Regions from separate parts of the Homo sapiens genome. Here region 1 is linked to region 2. The links are chromatin loops, found by intact Hi-C in ENCODE. Cell type or tissue: MCF 10A. All regions are shown on one strand.

What was found. Peaks named below come from ENCODE experiments on the same cell type or tissue, not always from the same donor. Only the 100,000 strongest peaks of a DNase experiment are listed, where the experiment ranks them.
Region 1: it touches region 2 in a loop (6-fold over the local background); 2 of 110 quality-filtered maps call a loop at or near these places.

Annotation. Positions count from the first base shown.
Region 1 is chr1:33,085,087-33,087,586 of GRCh38, reverse strand. All of the region lies in intron 5 of AZIN2 (antizyme inhibitor 2), which reads right to left. Among named protein-coding and RNA genes, the nearest start is that of AZIN2, 5.2 kb to the right of the region's middle. In MCF 10A, a CTCF peak has its summit at 1,048 (motif pointing right); a DNase peak (open chromatin) is centred at 1,046.
Region 2 is chr1:32,779,348-32,781,847 of GRCh38, reverse strand. YARS1 (tyrosyl-tRNA synthetase 1) reads left to right here. Exons shown (of 13, transcript NM_003680.4): 10 at 703-800; 11 at 1,570-1,763; 12 at 2,325-2,466. Among named protein-coding and RNA genes, the nearest start is that of YARS1, 37 kb to the left of the region's middle. RefSeq lists an enhancer at 925-1,094. In MCF 10A, no CTCF peak of the experiment used is centred here; a DNase peak (open chromatin) is centred at 957.

The DNA of each region.
Region 1 (2,500 bases), 310 kb before region 2:
TAGGCACCTGTAATCCCAGCTGCTCAGGAGGCTGAGGCAGGAGAATCGCTTGAACCTGGGAGGCAGAGGTTGCAGTGAACTGAGATCACGCCACTGCACTCCACCCTGGGCAACAGAGCAAGACTCTGTCTCAAAAAAAAATATATATATATATGGCTGGGTGCAGTGGCTTATGCCCGTAATCCCAGCACTTTGGGAGGCCGAGGCGGGTGGATCACCTGAGGTCGGGAGTTCGAGACCAGCCTGACCAACATGGAGAAACCCCATCTCTATTAAAAATACAAAATTAGCCGGGCATCGTGGCACATGCCTGTAATCCCAGCTACTCGGAAGGCTGAGGCAGGAGAATCACTTGAACCCGGGAGGTGGAGGTTGCGGTGAGCCGAGATTGCGCCACTGCACTCCAGCCTGGGCAACAAGAGCGAAACTCTATCTCAAAAAAAAAAAAAAAATACTACATATCCACCAAAACCATCCTGGTGATTATCTATGGAGACATAAAGCTGATGTCCTAGTTTCTTTTGGGGTGAATGAATCAATGTGTTATTTGCATGTATTATTAGTTCACAATCCATGTTTAAAGTAAAGTGCTCACTGGATGTTGGTAAGTGCTCACTGGGGATGTTGGTAAGAGAAAATTCTTTGGAGTAGTGAAAGTGGAGGCTGGGAAGCAATGGCTTAAGGAAGGAGTACTGAAGGAAAGAAAAAATGGGGGCAGACAGGCAAGTGCAGACAACTTGGTTGAGTTTGGTCACGAAAAGAGAGCAAGGGATTGGGCTGGAAGAGGATGTGCTGCCCAGCAAAGGCTTTTTAAGATGGGAGGATGCTGAGGGAGACAGAGGGCAAGCGATTGGGACAGGAGAGATGATACAGTGGTCCTCGGGCAGGTGGCTGGGTAGACCAGAGTCCCCGAGCAAGCTGTGGCCCTGGCCCCCGTCCAACGCATGTCTGTCTGCACATCCAGCCCTAGCTTACGCCAGGCCCTTGGTCAGTGTCCACTAAGGCACAACGCTGTTAAGCATGGCCACCCACTACAGACGACCAGAAGAGGGCAGCCTTGGCCTTCCAAGAAAAGCTGTAAGTCGGGGAGCCACCTCTCCAGAAGCGCACCAAAGGGTCTGCATGATCCCATCACAGGGAGGGGGCTTAAGTCTCTCCTCGCCCCTGCAGTTGGCTGAGGGCATCCATCACTGGCTGAATCCCAGCTCAGCCATCCTCTCCCCAGCCACCTTGGAAAAAACAGAGTCCAAGGCAACTCAGCAGGACTCAAGCTGCCACCACCCTGATGCGGAACCTCCATCTCTCATTTCCTTATACGTTAAATGTGTCCTCACCAGGCTACGGTCAGAATCCCCATTAAAAAAAATAGTAATTACCTCACAGGGCTGTTGTGAGAATAAAATGAGATCGTGTACAGAAAACACTTGGCAAAGTACCTGACACAACAGACACACTCAGCAAAGGGCAGATGCTTCTCCAGTCCCCGCTGTCATCAAGGTCTCTCTCAGCCTTAACACCTCACTCTGCCCTTTCTTCTACAGAACCAAGCTCCTCCCCCTGGGGTTCCTGAAGCAGAAAACTCTAGGCAGTGGGGTTTGGTCCTGTTCTTCACCCTAGACCTCGGGGACTGAAAGGATCCTGCTCCTTTTCATCCCACGTGGAGGCCCAGGGCACCGCAGGAAGAAGTGGGAAACGAGGACGTCCTGGCTCTGCTACCCACAGATGGCTGACCCCATGGTTTCCTCAACTGTAGAACGGCAGTCTCTCCCACTGTGTGCCTCACAGAGCTTCGTGGAAGACATGCACAAAACGAGGTGTGCAAAGCATGAACTAGCCCAAAGATAAGAGGAAGCACCTCATCTACCATGAAAGGCATTAACATTCGGTCCCTGCTACAGGTTAACCTGCTCATTCTGACCATCCCGGCCAAGTGCACACCTCTCCCCAACCTGGAGTCGCTCCAGCCCTGTCATCCTGCCCAGGACTCCAGGAGTCCTTTCTAGAACTCTCCTCACAACATCCAGCCATATTACGCAACCATTACTAACCACCAAGAAAATAGTGCTAATGACAATATCACAAAGCAGTGCCCACTGGACTTGCTCCCACCTCAGGGCCTTTGCACCTGCTGTTCCTGCTGCCTGAAATGCCCTTTCCCTGGTTATCTACCTGGCTTGATCCCTTGGCTCTTTTGGGTCTGTATTCAAATCTCAGTGAACCATTCCCTGGCCAAACTATCTAAAAGTACAATCCTCTCTCCCAACATTCCTTACTTCCCTTTCCTGCTTTCTCTCTACAGCATTTTCCATCTAAAATACTAAATATTTTCTTTATTTCATCTTTTTTTTTTTTTTTGTAAACAAGCTCCATGAAGGAAGGGCTTTTGTTGTTTTATTTTGTTCACTGCCAAATCCCCACCTAGAATAATGCTTGGCCTCAGAAGAGATGCCCAATTAATATTTGCTGAATCAATAAATGAGATACTTTCAGCTCTACTTAG
Region 2 (2,500 bases):
GAGTGAGACTCTATGTCTCAAAAAAAGAAAAATGATAGAAATTAGATTAGACCTATTATACCCAACCGGTATATAGGGTATCGATAGTTTCTTACACAGCTGTTGGGCAGAGCCTGCAGAGCTTAGAGAAGCTTATCTTTAGATTCTCCCAGTTTCCTTCTATGTGCATGGGCCTGGCTCTTAGTTGGCCATCCACTTGTGCGTAATGCTAAGATATTGGCATTGATAGCTTTGTGCGACCCTTCCAGAAAAAAACTCAGTAACTCAGTAAAATTTTTTTTTTTTTTTTCTAAAAGAGACAGAGTCTGGCTCTGTTGCCCAGCCTGGTCTTGAAGTCCTGGGCTTAAGCAATCCTCCCGTCTCAGCCTCCCAAAGTGCTAGAATTACAGGTGTGAGCTACCACACCTGGCCAAGACTCAGTAAATTCTATGTGGAATGCATGAATGGAAATACCTAAAGGAGGCAAAGCTACTACTGCTCCCTCCCCGCTAGTCTAATAATTGAGGGAGAGAACAGATGAAAATCAGGTATGTCATGTCTGAAAGGTTGCCAACCCAGTATTAAAGAAGTTACAACTCAGTGTTTAGACTCTGGGGATTCTACACTAAATCTTACCTAATCTCAGTGTCTTAACGTGGTGGGATCAGCAGCTGACCTGCCACAGGGAAGAATTCTACCTCATGGGGTTCTTCTCATTCCCAGAGCCAATGGCCAAAGGCCCTGCCAAGAATTCAGAACCAGAGGAGGTCATCCCATCCCGGCTGGATATCCGTGTGGGGAAAATCATCACTGTGGAGAAGGTACTCATTTTTCACCACATCTCAGAGAGGCAGATTGGGGTCAGGTTTGTCTGTTTCCATCCGGAGGAAACGTGGCCTGGAGATGGGAAGTAACATCCTGAGGTCATATTGCAAGTCAGAGTGCAGGTGTCTAATTCCAGGCATCAGGCTTTCTGTTGCGATTGTTGCCTGTGGATATTATGCAACCAAACACAGCCAGGAACTCAGCATGGGGGACGGATGTTAGTCAGAGGGAACTTGTTTATCTGTTAAATCTGGTCTGATAGACTCACCTGATCCCTATCGGCTTGCCTGGACTAGCTACAGGCCTTATCTTGGATGGGCCACTTTGCCCCCTTCAGAAAGTGGTGGAGGGAAGACTTCCTTTTTCCCAGAGACAGAAGGTTATGCACCCAGTGGCCTGGGACCATTGTTCTGGGCTTTTTTTCCCTTCGACATGGATTTGCTTCTCACTGTGTACCCCAACCACCAAAACCACCCTGAGATCAATGCTGGTGCTCCTGCATCAGATGGCTTAGAGATCCTTCCACCTCTTAACACAAGCATCTAGGTCCACTTTACTCAAATCTGGCCTCAGTTGAGAGCAGAGTATACCATCAGAGCCCATTCTCCTGTCTGCTGTCTGGGACGTGGAAAGAAAGTTAGCTCTAGGGGGTCTTTCCAGGGGCCTCTGTAAGGAGTGGATGCTCCTTTCCGGAATCCAAGAGTTCACCAGGCTGCTTCTCTAATGGACGATGATCCTCTTCCTCCTGACGTCTCTCCCTGGCAGCACCCAGATGCAGACAGCCTGTATGTAGAGAAGATTGACGTGGGGGAAGCTGAACCACGGACTGTGGTGAGCGGCCTGGTACAGTTCGTGCCCAAGGAGGAACTGCAGGACAGGCTGGTAGTGGTGCTGTGCAACCTGAAACCCCAGAAGATGAGAGGAGTCGAGTCCCAAGGCATGCTTCTGTGTGCTTCTATGTGAGTGAGGACTTGGAGTGGGGCACAGGACCTGGGGAGGCCAGGAAGAGTAGGGAATCAGCCCATATGATGTCCTTCCACACACCAGGTGGAAGCTCTGAGAACACGTGCCTCTTCCTTGCTGATGCCAAAAGTTGATGCATGAAGGACTTATCGTACAAGTACTGTTAATGAAGCATTTTACCTACAGTTAATTTTGTTAAAATAGAAATGGAGGGCTCAAACCAGTACATACCCAAGTCTTACTACTAGTAAGGAGTGGAGCAGGGATTCAAATCCCAGTTTTGATGTCTATAAAGTCCTCGCTACGTTATTTTATACTTCCTCCCCTAGAAACACAGATTTTGGTATCTTGACACACAATTTTGGTATAGCCTGGGTTAATGTAACCCTGGTGATATGCAGGGATGTAGCAAGATAAGAGGACCTCCTGGGGCTCTGGTACTGAGGATGCCCTAAATCCCATCAGGGCCCCTGTGTAAAGGCCCGGATTGCTTTGGCCTCCACAGTCACTGGAACCCATCCATAGCCTCACTCTTCTCTTGTCCTGTGTCTTCCCAGAGAAGGGATAAACCGCCAGGTTGAACCTCTGGACCCTCCGGCAGGCTCTGCTCCTGGTGAGCACGTGTTTGTGAAGGGCTATGAAAAGGGCCAACCAGATGAGGAGCTCAAGCCCAAGAAGAAAGTCTTCGAGAAGTTGCAGGTAAAAAGCTGTAATTGTTCCCTTTCTTGGCTGG